Linked DNA regions of Mus musculus: region 1 is linked to region 2. The links are chromatin loops, found by intact Hi-C in ENCODE. Cell type or tissue: left cerebral cortex. All regions are shown on one strand.

The links. Hi-C counts contacts between places; a loop is a spot of excess contacts. Peaks named below come from ENCODE experiments on the same cell type or tissue, not always from the same donor. Only the 100,000 strongest peaks of a DNase experiment are listed, where the experiment ranks them.
Region 1: it touches region 2 in a loop (2.8-fold over the local background); 7 of 42 quality-filtered maps call a loop at or near these places.

What each region holds. Positions count from the first base shown.
Region 1 is chrX:42,278,501-42,286,500 of GRCm38, forward strand. No RefSeq gene overlaps it. Among named protein-coding and RNA genes, the nearest start is that of B230118I11Rik, 96 kb to the right of the region's middle. In left cerebral cortex, no CTCF peak of the experiment used is centred here; a DNase peak (open chromatin) is centred at 4,632.
Region 2 is chrX:42,515,925-42,523,924 of GRCm38, forward strand. Sh2d1a (SH2 domain containing 1A) reads left to right here. Exons shown (of 4, transcript NM_011364.4): 3 at 4,719-4,860; 4 at 5,791-6,173. The coding sequence ends at 5,828. Among named protein-coding and RNA genes, the nearest start is that of Sh2d1a, 17 kb to the left of the region's middle. In left cerebral cortex, no CTCF peak of the experiment used is centred here; a DNase peak (open chromatin) is centred at 3,937.

The sequences.
Region 1 (8,000 bases), 240 kb before region 2:
CGATAACCTAGCTTTGATTTGAACTCACATGGTAGATAGAAACTGCTGTAAAGTTATCCTCTTAGTGAATACACATAGTAAATAAAAATTGTAAGAATTCATATGGGTGGGCACTAGGTCAGATAGATTATTCTGGCAGTTGTAATGATTCAGCAAAATAAAACAGCCAAGCGTAAGGCATATTGATATGAGGAAACTATAATAAATTTGATTAAGTATCCCCTCAGATCAACAAATCTTTTTTTTTACTATCCACTGCTGCCTGGGTAGACACCCAAAGACCAGAAAGATCGACTTTGTTTTTGACATTTGTTCCTAGGACATGGGATACAAATGTAACATTTTTTACAAACGGGACCAAGTATGTTTTACAAGGTGCTATGAGAGGCTCTCATAGTAGATTTGCTCAGGAGGACTTTGTGGTTTTGGATTTTTTTTTTTAAAGGCAGGTAACTCTAACATTTTATATTTAAAAAAAAATCACACTATAACAAAGTAGGAAAAATTTAATGGTGAACATATTTTGTACTTGGTATCAGTCCATATCCTCTCTATGAAGGCTGTTTCTATGTATTTCAAAGCAAATGGCAAACATGGGCCTACTTCTCCAAACTCCTGTAGCCTATATATCTTTATGCACTTAATACTTAATTTCTATTTGGCAAATTGTACGTGATAAATATGCAAACTAGGTTCGTGTTTGCTGTTTGTAACAATTGCTTAAATAATTAACTCCCATCCTTATTAAAGATACTGAGCCACACTATCAACTCTAGACGGTTTCTTTATAGTCTTCAGCTAGTCTCTGCTTCCATCCTTTTCTACAGGTAGCAACTTTCCAGTTTCTCTTCATCATCAATGAAACTTGACCGTCATAGAATGTCATTTAAGTGAGTCATCCAGTGTTGTGTTTGTGTATAAAATTCTTAGCTTGGGATCTTTGTGCAGGTGTTGTAAGGGAAAAGTTCATTCTGTTCTTGGGTTAGACTCCACTGTGAACATGCAGAACAGTTTATTAATTCACTAGATACATATACTTGTTTCTACCTTTTGCTAATTATGAACAAGAAAAGCTGCTATGTAAGTTGCATCTTTAAAATTAACAGGCAGGCCAAATATAATGAGAGTGAAATAACTTTCAAGTCAAGGAGACAGCACACATGACCCCTACGTGTAAAACGTAATTGAAGGCAGGGGGCTAAGAGAGGGGGAAAGTGCTCCCTACACAGTAACTTCTACATTTTAGAAATCAAAACATTCACAACTAATTACTTGAACCTTAAAGGTTTACACTATTCAAATTCTTTAAAAATATATCATGGTGAAGCATGCCCATGCCTCAGGAGGCAAAAGGTTGCTTGCTCCCTGTGTCCTAGAACATTCTTGTCCACATCGTATAGCTTATTACATCTTGATGTTTTGGAGTGTTCATACATTGTGAAATTTGTAAGCCAAGCAGGGTTATTACTTTTGCTATGAGAATACTTAAAAATCTCTTGATGGTTTTTCAGTTAATACATATTGTTATTTAAATGGACAGCATGTTATATTTGAAACAGATACTTAGCCTTTTTTTCAAACTTCTCCTCCCCAGCCTCTGGGAAGCTTCTGGGCATCTCTGAGTTTGATTAGTTTACATTCTGCATTAAAGTGTGGTACTCTCTGTTCTGTGCCTGGGCCCATGTCGCTTGAGATAATGTCCTCCTGTATGCTCTTAAAAGTAGCAGGAGTGGTGAATCCTAATGGGCCAGCCACAACACATTCCGTGGATTTACTAATGACTTAGTGATACCGAGCACTGACTAATATACTTCTTGGCCACTTGTGTGTCATTAAGCCTTTTGCCTATTTTTAAAATCAGGTTATTTGATTTTTTTGCTGTCTACTTGTATGAATTTCTTTCTTGTATATTTTGAACTAAGGGCAATGTAATTTGTGAATATTTTCTTACCTGAATTTTTTTTTTATACAGCCCTATTCTTCCTTTCTGCTGTCTATCTCTCTATTTATGTAGAGGCTGAGTTTCTCTGTGTGGCCCTGGCTGTCCTGGCTTGAACATCAAAGATCCAATTTAAAGATGTATGGTACCACTGCCAGTTTTATTTCTTAATGTTCTTCAAGCCATATGTCCAGACAGGTATCCTGGAGAATTTTCTTCTGTGGTTTTTGGTCTTTAAATTCTAATCCATTTTAAACTTACTTATTTAAAATTTAGTTAACTTTATTTTTTATGTGTATATAGGTGTTTTGCTGGCATGTGTGTGCACCAGTGAGTCAAGAAGGAGGCATTGGATCCCCTAGGACAGGAGTTAGAGACACATGTGAGCTGCTGTGTGGGTACTAGGAATAGAACTGGGTGGGTTCTTTTAGAAAAGTAGTCAGAACTCTTGAGCCACTGAAACATCTCTCTGGCAGTGTTTATAAATTTATATAGTGTCTGAGTTTAGGGTTTAGTTTCATCTTCCGGTGAATGAATATCCAGTCTTTCTAACATTGTTTACTAAAATGATTGTCCTTTCTCCATTGTGTGTTCTTGGATGTCAACCATAAAAGTGTGCAGTTATTTCTGCCTCTCCATTCTGTTCCATTGGTCTTTGTGTTTGTTTTTATGCCTATATTATGTTATTTTGATTACTGAGGTTTTTAAAAATTAGCTAGTGGATACCTTCACCTTTACTTTTCCTTCCTTAAGATTGCACTGGCTATTTAAAGTCTCTTGTAATTCCATACAAATGTCACAATTGCTTCATTCGTTTCTGTAAAAAAATGTCATGAGCATTTTAATATGAATTATGTTGTTGCTTTGGGGCTATATGGGCATTTAAACAATATTAGTACTTCACATACATTGCTACGAAGTATCTTTACACTTACTTGTGTCTTCAGTTTCAGTGTTACAGCTTTTAGTATACAAATCTTTTTACCTCTTTAGTTCAATGTGTTCCTTAGTATTTATTAAATTATTGTGCGTAGGGTGTAGCTTGTGGGGGTTTGGAAGGAAGGGAATGAGAGAATAGAAGTGCGTGCCACAAGAGATGTGTGGAAGTCAGAAAATAATTTGTGGGAGTTGGTTCTCTCCTTACACTATGGGTTCTGGGGATTGAACTCAAGCTACAAAGAAAGTCCTTTGCCTGCTGTCTCCCTGCCTTAGTATGTTCATAGCCAGTGTAAATTAGCATTGTTTCTTACACTTACACTTACAACAAACTGAAAAGAATCCAAGTGTAGAAATGGTGCTAATTTATCATTCTTTTATAACTTAACTGGACTTGCTTAATAGCTCCAACATGTTTTCACTGGCTTCTTCCATCAAGGTCTTCTCCAGAAAAACCGATGTCTAGTGATAATTGAACCTTTTCCTTTCAAATTAGGACACCTTTGTTTTTCTTCCTACCCATTGTTGTGGCTGTGAGAATAGGCATCCCTATCTTATCCTGATCTGAGAAGAAATGCTTTCAACTTCACAGTATTGGATATGGTTTATTGCAATGATGTTATTTTTATTATATAAATTATGTATTATATTAAATCTATTTATAGTATATATAATAGATATAAACCTCCTTTGTTTCTTTTTAATTTATAAAAGCCTATTCTACATGATGAAAGTATACTATTTGGGTGTCCATTTGCATGAAATGTCTTTTCCATCCCTTCACTTTGTCTGTTTATATTCCTTAAAGGTGAAGTGAGTCGTTTATAAGAAGTATCTTGCCCATGACCAAGGCAACTTATAGAAGAAAGTTTATAGGGGGCTTACAGTTTCAGCGAGTAAGTGCATGACCATCAGGCAGCAGGCAGATGTGCATGGCATTGGAGCAGTAGCTCAGAGCTTACATCTTTATCAACAAGTAGGATGAGGCAAAGAGGTAAGGAAATGGGCTTTGATAGTTCAAAGCCAGCTCCCAGTGACACATCTCTGATAAGGCCACACCTCCCTCCCAATCCTTCCCAAACAGCACACCAATTAGGGAACTATGAGAGTCGGTCTCATTCAGACTACCACAGGCAGCATATAGTTTGGATTTTTTTTAATCTATTAAACTCAGTTTTAATCGGCAATTTTTCTGACTAAAACACAGAGTACTTAGTGCTGCCATCTTTTCGTCTGTTTCCTGATGGTTTTGTAGATCTCTTGCACTTTTTCTTAGTCTTTTTAAGTTTTTATCTAGTGGTGTGTTTTGACTTGTTACTTTTGATTCTTTTGGTTGTCACCTGCAGTTCTATCTTAATATTTCAAGTTGGTTCTTTAATCATGGTAATAAAATGATTTTCACAATAAAACAAATCAAATAACTTATTTGATTTCCCTGTGCACAGAAAATTACCTCCACACAGTAGTAGTCTAAGTATGTATCATTCTAAGCATATCTTAGTTGCTTATACTTCTTTTTATCTGTGGCTAGGGTCCATGAGATTTCCCTCTATTCATGTTGCCATTGTTCAGGGCTTATTTAAGGCAGCCATATTGATGAGATTTCATGGGTGTAGCTTCTCTGACATTTCTAGGAGTCACAGTCTCACAGCAAACTTCCTCATTCTCAGACACTTAAAATCTTTCTACTCTTTTTCCCTCAGTGTTCTCTGAGCATAAGATTCGGGAGTTGTATTATAAATATATCCCTTGAGTTTGGGCACCGCAAGATCAGATGTTCTCTACTGTTTTGACCAGTTGTGATTTTCTGTGATAGTCTCCATCTGTTACAAAGAGAAACATCTTTGAAGAGTGAGAGCTACATTTACCAGTATCTGTTTTAGTAACTGTTAGGGGAAAAAAAAAGCATCAAAAAACAAAACAGTAAAAGGGTTGGGGGATCTGTGTCTGAACAGAGTTCCAAAAGGAAGAATCAAAAAATGACTAAGAAATATTTTTAAAATGTACATCATCCTTAGCAATTAGGAAAGGAAAATCAAAACAACTTTGAAATTTCATCTTACTCCAGTGATAATGAGTATAACCAACAAAACAAAAGACAACAGATGTTGGCAAGAAAGTAGAGAAACTTTAAATATGTCACTCCAGTTTCCTAGACTGTAAGACTTATGATTGGAGGTGGCTACTAGACCGATTGACTCTCTATGTGATATGCTGTCTTTTGTTGCTTTCAAGGTTTGCTTTTTTGTCTTTGATTTTAAAAGTTGGATTATAATGTGCTATTTTTCATTATATGGGTATTGACATGGCCAAAGCACAGTTAGTCCTGCCATCTTTTATACATAGTTTCCAAAGTTGATCATCTTTAGCTCGTATGCGGGTGGGACACAGTAGACTGCCTTTGGGAAGTCTTCATGGTTTATTTTTGTGAGTGGCAGGAAGCAGCACTCCTTCATGCCCGGTGCTTTTGATTCTGCCTTTGGGTTCCTGCTTGAGTTCCTGCCCTGATTTTACATTACTTTTTGTCATAGTGTTTTATCATAGCAATAGAAAGGTAGTGCGAAAGCGGGTTCAGAATTGTTGGTTATTGCTATCACAGACGTGACCTTGTTGTTTTAGGGCGTGTTTGAAACTTTGGGTGGAATAGTCACCAGAGACCAAAGCTCAGTGACCCGTTCTTTGGGAGCTTGGGAGGTTACGAATGCTTAAAACAGTGCAGGTAATAAAAATCTGGCTTGTGATGTTTCAGAAGGAAGTTGGAGAATCTCTCAAAGATTCTATCAGGCTGTGTTAAGAATATGTAGCTTCAATAAGCACACAGAGTTGTAATCTATAGGGACTAAGGCTGATTCTCATGCTGGCACCTTGGAAATGTTTAAAAGGTTTTGTTGCCATGAGAGATGCAGAGCTGAAGTGGTCATGAACAGAAGCTAAGGCCTTGGCATCATGTAGCAGAGTTAAGAATTCCTGTAGAGAGGCCAGTGGTAAAGACTTAAACTTATACACCTAAAAGAAGACAATTGTTAATGTCTTTCTCAGTGCATCATGACTTGGTAGACACATAGTGGTTTGTTCCATTAATAATGATTTTTTTTTGAGAAAGTGTTTCTCTGTATAGCCCTGGCTGTCCTGGAACTCACTTTGTACACCAGGCTGGCCTTGAACTCAGAAATCCACCTGCCTCCGCCTCCCAAGTGCCGGGATTAAAGGTGTGCGCCACCACGCCCGGCAATAATGATTTTTAACTATAGTGCTGGTGATGTGTTTCTTCACTCTGAAACTAATATGGTTTTTGCCTTATAATTAAGTGAGTCTGAAGAGATGGCTCAGCGTTAAGTACTGACTACTTTTCCAGAGGACTTGGGTTTGGTTTCTAGCAGCTAATAACCACCTGTAACTCCAGTTCTAGGGTACCTGATGATACCCTCTTCTGGCCTTCATGAACATGCAAGCAAAATACCCATACACATAAAATTGTGTGAAGATATAGTGCGTCTGTGTGCATGTCTTGTAACTAACTCTTCCTGTGTTTATCTTTCACTAGTTTTATTATAATTATTCCTTGAGCATTTTATATATGCATATAATATATTGTGACAGTATTCATCCTCACTCTTAATTCCATCAAGATCCACCCCACTCCTCACTTTATGTCCTTTATTTTTTTAATAACCTACAGAGACCATATGCTGTCCATGTATTCATGAGTGTGGTACATCCTCTGGAGTACTGACAACCTACCAGGAGCCACACCCATAAAGAAAGATGACTTCTCTAGAAGCTGTTGATTGTCCATAGTGCCTGAGCCAGAACTCAGTGCTCATGCAGCCCCTTCCATGCTGGCATTTTGACTTGCTCATGTGAAGCTCTTATGCAGGAAATAACAGCTGCTGCTCCCAAGGAAAGTGGACCTGCCATGTACAGTATATACTGTTTCACTTTGATTCTCCCTGACCTCTGACTCTTAAGCTTTCTGCCCCTCTTCCATGATGGTCCCTGGCTTTTGTGGAAAACAGTGATAATAGATTCCCCATTTCTGCCTGAGCACTCCTCTGATACTTAGTGTCTGCTTTGACTTTGATTTTTGCCTGAATCAGTTGTTTGTTTATAATAGTCTTTCGGAGATAAATCATAGATATTTACTTTATTCTACAGTTATAATTCATAATATCATTACTGATTTTTGTCTAAGATATGACTAGTTATAGCCCTTTCAAGCTGGTGTCTGTCTGCCTTTGGTCATTTGATTACCTAATGGCATTGTAAGATATTCCAGATTCATTTTGTGTTTTTTACTACCCCACCCCTCAAATGAGCTATTTCTCCATAGAGCCTCAGTTCTTAAGAGTAGTGTTTAGAAGCCAGGACCTGGAAACTTCACATGCTCATTGGTGCTGTTTCTAGAGACATGCTTAGAGGACAGAGCTGGAAATATATACAAGGACACACACATCTATCCATATATCTACGCCCCCCCCCCAGTGCAGTGTTACTTACCTTCTCCCTGCCATGATCACTACTGTGAAATAGGACTTTGATTTTGTTTTTGCATATTTGAAATATCACTGATTTTAAGAGGCAAAAGTACACAGAAGACACACCTAAGAGAATTCTCACTTCCTTATTCTTTCCATTCCGTCCTTGGACTCCATTCTTTTTCAGTGTATCTCCTTGAGTAAGCAGACCTAGTTTTTCACTAGTGTTTTGTGTATTTTCACACAGCTGGCAAATGTATGTGTGCTAACTATATATGTATGTATGTATGTATGTATGTATGTATGTTTGTATGTATGCATGCATTTTTAAATTAGGGTGTATTATCATTCCAAATTTCTAGAAACAGTTGATATTTCAAATGGCAAATACCTGTATATTTCTGCTATATATTGTCAAATGCCTCTCTGTAGAGGTTGAAACAATGTATTACTTGCTTGCATGTAGTGCTGAATTTAGGAGTGCCTATTTCTCCACAGCCCAACAGAAAGAATATGTCATAATCTTTGTAATCCAATAACTGGAACAAACTTTGTCTCTGTTTATACAGTACTGCATTACTTTGTTCATAAATGCATTATAGTCTACATATGAAGTCTACATTATAGTCTACATACAAAGGCTACTGGTC
Region 2 (8,000 bases):
GGGTCTACAAACATTTATCAAGAGGACCCATTTCAGGGAGTTATAAGGCAATGCAACTAAAGCTCTTAGCTGGAGAGTCTGACATACAGTGAGCATCCAAAAATGTGAACTACTGAAAACTTCTCAGCAGTATGATTGTGTGTCATCTGGTGTAAATTTACCAGGCACAAGAATTTGAACAGAGGCATTTTCAAACATCCAGGCGATTGCTGCTGCTCTGTGTGCATAGGCAAGGTTTTCAAAGGAGCCATAAAAGAGCCTCTGGATAGTCGGAAAAGAGAAGAGGGAAAATTGTAGTTTTTATTTAATAAAAATCTTCTTTGAGAATTTCAAATATATATACACAATGAATTCCTATCTGCTATTGTAGTGATTTAAAAGGATGTTTTATAGAATGATGTTCTCCTCCATCTTGGGACTCCCTAGGAGTCCAAGAAGAAGAAGAGGAGGAGGTGAGTGGGTATACTTCTGGGTACCAATCTTGGCTTCACTGGGTTAGATCCCTTTAGTTTTCCTTATGAACTAGGGCTTTGAATAACATTAATTCAGAATGAAGGTTTCTTATGGCTTTGAAATATTTGTACACCACTGTGACAGTCCAAGAAATTATTGAACTATTTCTAGAGAGCAGGGTGGTATAGAGCAATGCATTTTATGAATCAATTCATGATTCTACAGCTGTGGTTTTCAAACTTTAGGCTTTAGTTGGTTTCTGACCTTATACTAGTTTATCCTGATAGTGGAAATGCTTCACAATGATCTTTTGAAAGCATAGATGTCAATATCAATTTCTATTAGTAACTAAATAAATCTGTGCATTTAAAGAATAATAAAGTCTAGACAAAAGTTTTAAGAATGTCTTACAAATTTGTCAGTAAAAAGCAAAGTATAAATTTCAAGTATTTGAATTATCAAAACAAATTAGAATATATTCAAGTATACTGTTATCTTATTAATTGGTTAATATTATTTTTAAGTTTTATTTTTAACTTTCAGGTTCGTAAAAAATAGATGAAGGATGAAACCCAGGGTCTCATGCATTTTAGACAATTGTTATACCATTGAATAATATTACCAAATAATTTTCCTTTTTATTGCCATATATTCGCTGTACATGTTAATGCACTTCATAAGACAAGTTTATAATATCTTTTGATTATGTTCCTTCATAAAATACTATATCCCTTTGTGGCCATGTTGTTATTTTGTGTCAGGATACTATCCAAGGGAAAATCAATACCATTTCTAATAAAAACTATACTTCTTAAACAAATCTATCACTTTAAATAAATAAGCAATTTGACTTATCATGAATAATAATTATGTATAGCTGATACATATGAATTTGTGCATGGGTTGTCTATATTTAATCTTTTTCCACCCCAAGAAATAGCCTTCAGATGAGCAATAGAAAATTTTAATGGAGAGCCTTTGATTTTTTTTTTTTACTTAAAAAATTAGTTCTTTGAGAATTTTGTACAATATGTTTTGATCATATTTACCTTTGTCTTCTAACTCCTTCAGATCCACCCTTCCCTCTCTATTCACCCGCCTTTTATACTCCTGTTTATCCCTAAGTCTGTCAATGCAGTTTGTGCTACCCAAATATTCTTGGATGTGCGGCCTTTTACTGAAGCATGGTTTACTTACCAGGGGCTATTCTCTTAAAGAAAACTGGCTCTTTTCCTGGTAGTTATTAATTGCCAATAGTTCCTTGGCTAGAGGTGGGACTCTGTGCATACTTCCTCTCTCCATGTTGGACTTTGGCCTAGCTTAGGCTTGCACAAGTCTTGTGTATGCTGTTATAACCACCATGAATTCATATGTGAAGCCACCCTGTTGTATCTGGAAGACCCTGTTTCCTTGGAGCCACCCACCACCTTTAGCCCTTACACTCTTCAGCCCTCTTCCTCAATGATGCCTATGCCTTGGGAAGAAGGGATAGGATATGAACTCTTAGACACATTTTATAATTTGTTTTCTCCCATTTCACATATAACATCATATCACATTGTTGCATATATGTAATCATTTTTAGAAGGAAGGAGAGGACTTATTGCTCATAAATGTCCTTTATGTTGTCTGATTGGACCCTCACTATTTAATATTGTAATTATTTGCACCACAAGTGCAGGCATTTCATATTTCCCCAAATGTGAAAGAGGTAAAAAATCTTTGTTTTATGAAATGTGTATTACATTTTTTTTCTGTCTACAACATTTACCTTCTTGATAAGGTGAATATTAAACTAGTTCATAGTCTCAGAACTTATGCTATCTGACTGGAAGAAATTTCCACAGAATGAGTTGCAGACCAGCTGTGATTCAAAACATTTCCATGGATAACTAAGAGGTGCCAGAATGAGAAATACACAAATGTGAACAAGAAATGAATTCACTGACAGGATAGTGCTGTCAGTGGTGATTTTTTTATGTGGTAAATGTCTTTCCAAAATTTGGTAAGTGGTACTGTTTAGGAAAAAAAACATTTTAGTTTGCTACACTGTAAGAAAAAGTCATATCAGTGACTTTCTATCCTCTGTGCATAGACCATTTGAAAGCTAAGTAAGTCTTAGATAGATGTTACATTGAACCTTGAATCTATGAATTATACAAGACAAATAAGAATTTTTTTTCATTTTAGGTAGAACACTGCTGAGGATATTAACATAGTCCTTGGAGACTAAATTTATGATGAATTGTTGATTATCATTTATAAATGTATAGGTTGTCAGCAGCGCATTATCAAAATCATACTGTTCTCTCCCTGCCAATTTCTGTGCCTTTGAGCCTTTCTGCGTAGTTGGTCACCAGGAGATCCTTAGCTAGTAAGCAAATTACTTATTGGCCTAAGCCAAGCATCATAAATTAGGTAAAGAAACACTGCATTTCAAGTTCAAATTCCTTCTATTATATCCAGTGCTATTAGCCTTCTCTGTCAGCGTGGATAATCACGTGTTAACTGCCAGTCCCTGTAGAAACGATGCCTTTGTTGAAAATGCTTTTATAAACCACAAAAATTTAGTCTAAATGAAGTTTGGTTTGTAAATGGTTCCACTCTTGGAAAATATGTATGTCTTTCCTTTGGCTGGTGACCTCAGCTTCACTAGAAACTTCTTGGTCTATTCCTAGCCTGAAAGGAATGCAGAGACAATTCTGTTGCTTCTGATCATCCGCGTGACCACACACCTGCTTATGAATGTACTTTATATAAGATGATTAGTTTATGTGTTTGTGTCTGTGGAATGAAAACAATGGAAAGAGTGTATATGTATCTACTAATCTGAGAGGAAATAGTGAAGGCAAGAGATGGTAAAGTGTTTGGAAAGATCAAGAAATGCGCCAAGGAAGACCTAAGGTAGTATTTTGTACCCACTGCGTGCCTTTGTAGTTTGAGAGGTCTTCCTTGGAGCAAAAGAGCTACTCACAAACATGGCTGCTGCAAGAATGGCCCTGCTATTTTTAGGTGAGACCTCAACAGAAATTTAGGAAGGTCTTCTGATCCTACAGATAGAGGTGGGTGGGAGACTGTTTCTGTCTTTGAGAGTGTACAGGTGGGCACTAATTTACAGAGAACAAGAACATGATTTGTACTGGAAAAGTCCTCGCTTCAAAGTAGGCAATGACTGAGAATAGCTTTGGACAGTCTGTTATCTCTAACTTATGGTCTAGTTGACAGAAGTCTGTGTGCCAGGCTTCATGTTTTCTCATTAAATGCTAAATCCCAAGCAGTTCCCATCTCAAAAACCTTCCAGATGGAATATCTGAAAAACAACTTTCTAAAAAATATAATAACATAGAAAGGAAAAAAAAAAAAACCCGAGTAGTCATTGTTCAGTTGCTCATAGCAATACTATTTTATTTTATGTAAAATGACAGTTTGGCGCTGGTGCCTAAAGCTTGCCTCAAAAGCTTTGTGGGGAGTGTTGATTTCAGGCAGTGTCTTTGTGAGAGCACAGATGTCAGGGAAAGAACACACTCCTGGCAGCCACCTGCAAATGTGATCTCTTTAAAAACTAACAAATATATAAGTAAAGGTAACCTTCTATAGCCTTTCATTTTCATGTCATAGAGGAAACCTTGTCATGGCGTAGCACTGACAGTGAGAACAACTGGGGTAAGGAAGTCAAAATTTACATGAAGGATGAGTTAGTATGGCTTATGATGTAGAAAAGTATACGTGATGGCCAGCCGTGCATTTACATGTGTCACAACAGTCAGTTTTTAATTTTCTCTGTAGTATTTTATATTGTGAAATGATGATAGGCGATAGGTTGTTAGTTGTTGTTGTTTTGGTTGCTCAGGCTTTTTATTAATGACCTGTAGGATCTGTGCTTTTTTTTTTTTTTTTGTATGTTTAACTGCATTTCCTTTGTTACTGAATTCATTGTGGGTAATGGCCTGTACACCCTTAGAGGTTCGGGATGTATGATGGGTAGCAGTCAAGAAGGGCAGGGCTGTGAGCAAGAGCTTGTAAGGACTAATACTACCCTTGGGAGAGCTGAGATGACAGCTCATTAGCTCTTCTTGCAGGGAAATGCAGCCAAGCAAAGGAAGCTCTTCTGGATGTTGTTTTGCTTTCTTCCTTATGTTTTCAAATATTTGAGCAAGTTGCACAAATGTTACCTCTCTGCATCCTTCTCACATCTTATAGGTCTTTTTATTTTTTTAAGCATTAAGAGGCAAATAAATAATGGTTTTGGTCTTTTATTTTTCCAGACAGCACCTGGAGTACATAAAAGATTTTTCCGGAAAGTAAAAAATCTCATCTCAGCGTTTCAGAAGCCGGATCAAGGCATCGTGACGCCTCTGCAGTATCCAGTTGAAAAGTCCTCTGGCAGGGGCCCACAAGCTCCCACAGGTGTGCTGCCCAGTTTTGAAAGTATTGCAGAGTTTCGGGTTGGGGGGCGGGGCATGTGGGTAAACCTATTCATACCCACGTCATAAACAGGAAGACTTATAAGAAAAACGCAACAAGGAGAGAGCTGGAGCCAGCCAATCAGGTGAGAGGTAATGACACAAAGGGGCCATAAGATGCTCTAACACTTACCTTTTTCATAAAACCGTAGAACTATGGAAAGTATGATTCCGGGATATTTTAATCTCTTTATTTCTAGCTTATTGTCCCTCTTCCTCTTTGTAGACAGTAAATACCACTTTGCTTCAGTAACCCACGCATGTACAATTTGAAAGATGGCACAGGAAGGCTAGAGCTAGCTTGGTTCCTGTGATTCTGACTCCTGGACTGATGACCTTTGAATGAATGAGTGAAATTTTTACTGTAGCAAAGGAATTCAAATTAGCAAACTTGGCTGTTTTACCAGCATGCATGATTCTCCTGAGCAAAGTTATTTTTAGTGAGTTGTTGAGCTCAGGAGTGAACACGCCAGCCAGCTGATGTCTCTGTTGTTCTTTTATGAAAAAGGGTTAGTATTTTGTTTTGAGTGAGAAGATTTGCCATGATTGATGCAGTTAATATTTATGATAAAATGAGTTCTTAAAATTTTGAGGACAAGAACCAGGCTTAGGCATAAGTTGATAATTAGACTCAAATGTGAATTAAATTAATGAATAGCAAAGCCTTTGAAATGAAATATAGATAGAACTCTAATTTAGAATGCAACTAACTTTCCTTTCTGTCCAGTAGTCTATTCTTTTGGATGAATTTTAAATAATAATTTTAAATAGCTGCATGAGGCATAGCATTAGGTTCAATATTACAAATTTGAGTTAAACTATTATTTTAATACTGAACAACTTTGTCCTGATGTTTGCTATTCTTTTTCTTTAGGGAGAAGAGATTCTGATATCTGCCTGAATGCACCATGAAGAAGAGTAACTCACTCTGTACTCTATTTTCAATAATTTAAGTATGTGCCAAGTCTTGTATATTGTAGATAGTACAGTTCAGCGAGCTGCAAATGCCTTTTAAGCACGACTCTAGTCCTGTAATAGCATCTCGCCTGATGTCAAAGCTGCAAGTGGACGTGGTAGATAACAAGTGCTTTAAAGTGCGGATTGGAAAACTGAATCCCTTAGGGTATTTTTAGTTGCCGTATTTACAAATGAGAAACAATTTAAAAGCACAATGAAGACTTTACACAAGATTAATGTCGTTTCTTGCCAAATGTAAATAAAATAAAAATGATCTCTTTTTTTTTTTTTTGGTTAAAAGCGGCATTTTTCGTGACTTATTTCATAGCTATTGATTTGCAAGCGTCTTGCTTGACTTCATGGTACCAAGGTGGTTGGTGTGCAGATATAATAGCTGTGGTGCCCAAGGCTTCTTTTGGGATTTATGAAGGTGTGTGCTCAAAGAAGTACTAGATAAAGAGAAAAGACTATTTGTTTAAATTTGAAATCCACCTTCTTGCCTAGAGTTCTTCTGCTAAGACAGTTAAATCTTTGGACTAGTGGGGTGTGGTAAGGCATACTTTTCATTCCAGCACTAGAGACATGGAAGTGGGGCGATCAGGAGTTTAGTATCATTTGGCTACAGGACACCCTTCTTCAAAAACAAAATAAGCCTGCAGAGCAAACTGGAATTTACAAGCCTATATTTTAAAGTAGGCTTTAAATGTTTATTGTGCTTGATGCTACAGGTTTTGAAATTATGTTAGAGAGCTGATGAAATGATGCAATGAATTTTTGTTTTTCATATATCTGTGCCCCAGTCGTTTCGACTGCAAGCAGAAATGTATTTGGAAGGGAACTCCCGTGGCTGCATCTCATGATCAACTGATCTGTAATTAGGCAACCCCACAAAAGCTTGTGATTTCATTAATTTTCAGCGATTCTGAGTCATGCGAAGCCGAAGTAAGAGTTGAATTGTAGGCAGTGTTGTCTTCTCACATTTATATTTCCATGGCTTTTGTGATTGATAGTATGCCAAGTTGCTTCAGGGCTCACAGAATTCATTCACTCAAAGAGCATAATAGGGCACTGGGGGCACAGAAGTAGAAACACCTGTTTCATGCCTTCAGGCGGTGCACTGCCCTTTTGGACAGGAAAACAGTAAGGTAAAAACAATGAAAAGAAAACTTTAGAGACAACAGTGGCTTTAAAAGTTGATACATATGTAAGTGAAGTTCCCAATATGTAGGTACATTTGTATTTAGTGGTATGCTGAATCAGCATAAATACTCTGGTCCAAAATCCATAGGAAAACTAATACATTAGAACTCGGAGTGTTCCCTGAATCTTGTGAGCTTGGTTAAGAATGCATGAACTGCTAAGAGACAGGGCTAGTTATGCATCTGGAGCATTTGACATGGATGCTTTGAGCATGCAGAGATGGAGTATGGTGACAGTGACTCACTGGGGACAACTTGCTATTTGTTGAAATAAGAGCATCATTAACTTGCATATAAGTTAAGTAGTTTACTTTTAAGATAAAACAAAATACATACGTTTAAATACTTTAACGATAGGATGTCATGTAGTCCAGGCTGATCTCCAGCTTGCTGTGTAGTTAGGGATGACCTTCAAGTTGGGATCCTTCTGTTTTCACCTCCTGAATGCTTATATTATGGGCGTGTGTCACCATACCTGATTTGTACAGCACCGTGGCTTTAACCCAGGAATTTGTGCATGCTGGACAAGCACTCTACCAGCCAAATTACATCCTCAGTACCTAAAACTATTTTTAAAATCCTTTATTTTGAATTTAGATTTTAATGTGTGTTTTAACTCTCTGAAATCTGTTCATTCCTGAATAACTAAATATATGAGTGGCATTTACCTGTTCCTTTATAAAACTCTGTTCTGAAAATGCATGAGTGGCCTTCACCTTTAACTAAAGTAATTGAAAATTTTATTTACCCAGTTTGTTTTTAAATATTCATTTAAAATACAGAGACAGTCCCATATACATAGTGAGGTCCAGGTAGGCAGGTCTACATGGAGAGACCCTTTCCCTATCTCAAAAACAAACAAACAAACAAACAGATAAATAAAATATAGAGACAGTTGCTGTTAATAAATTAAAGCACTGAAGAAGGC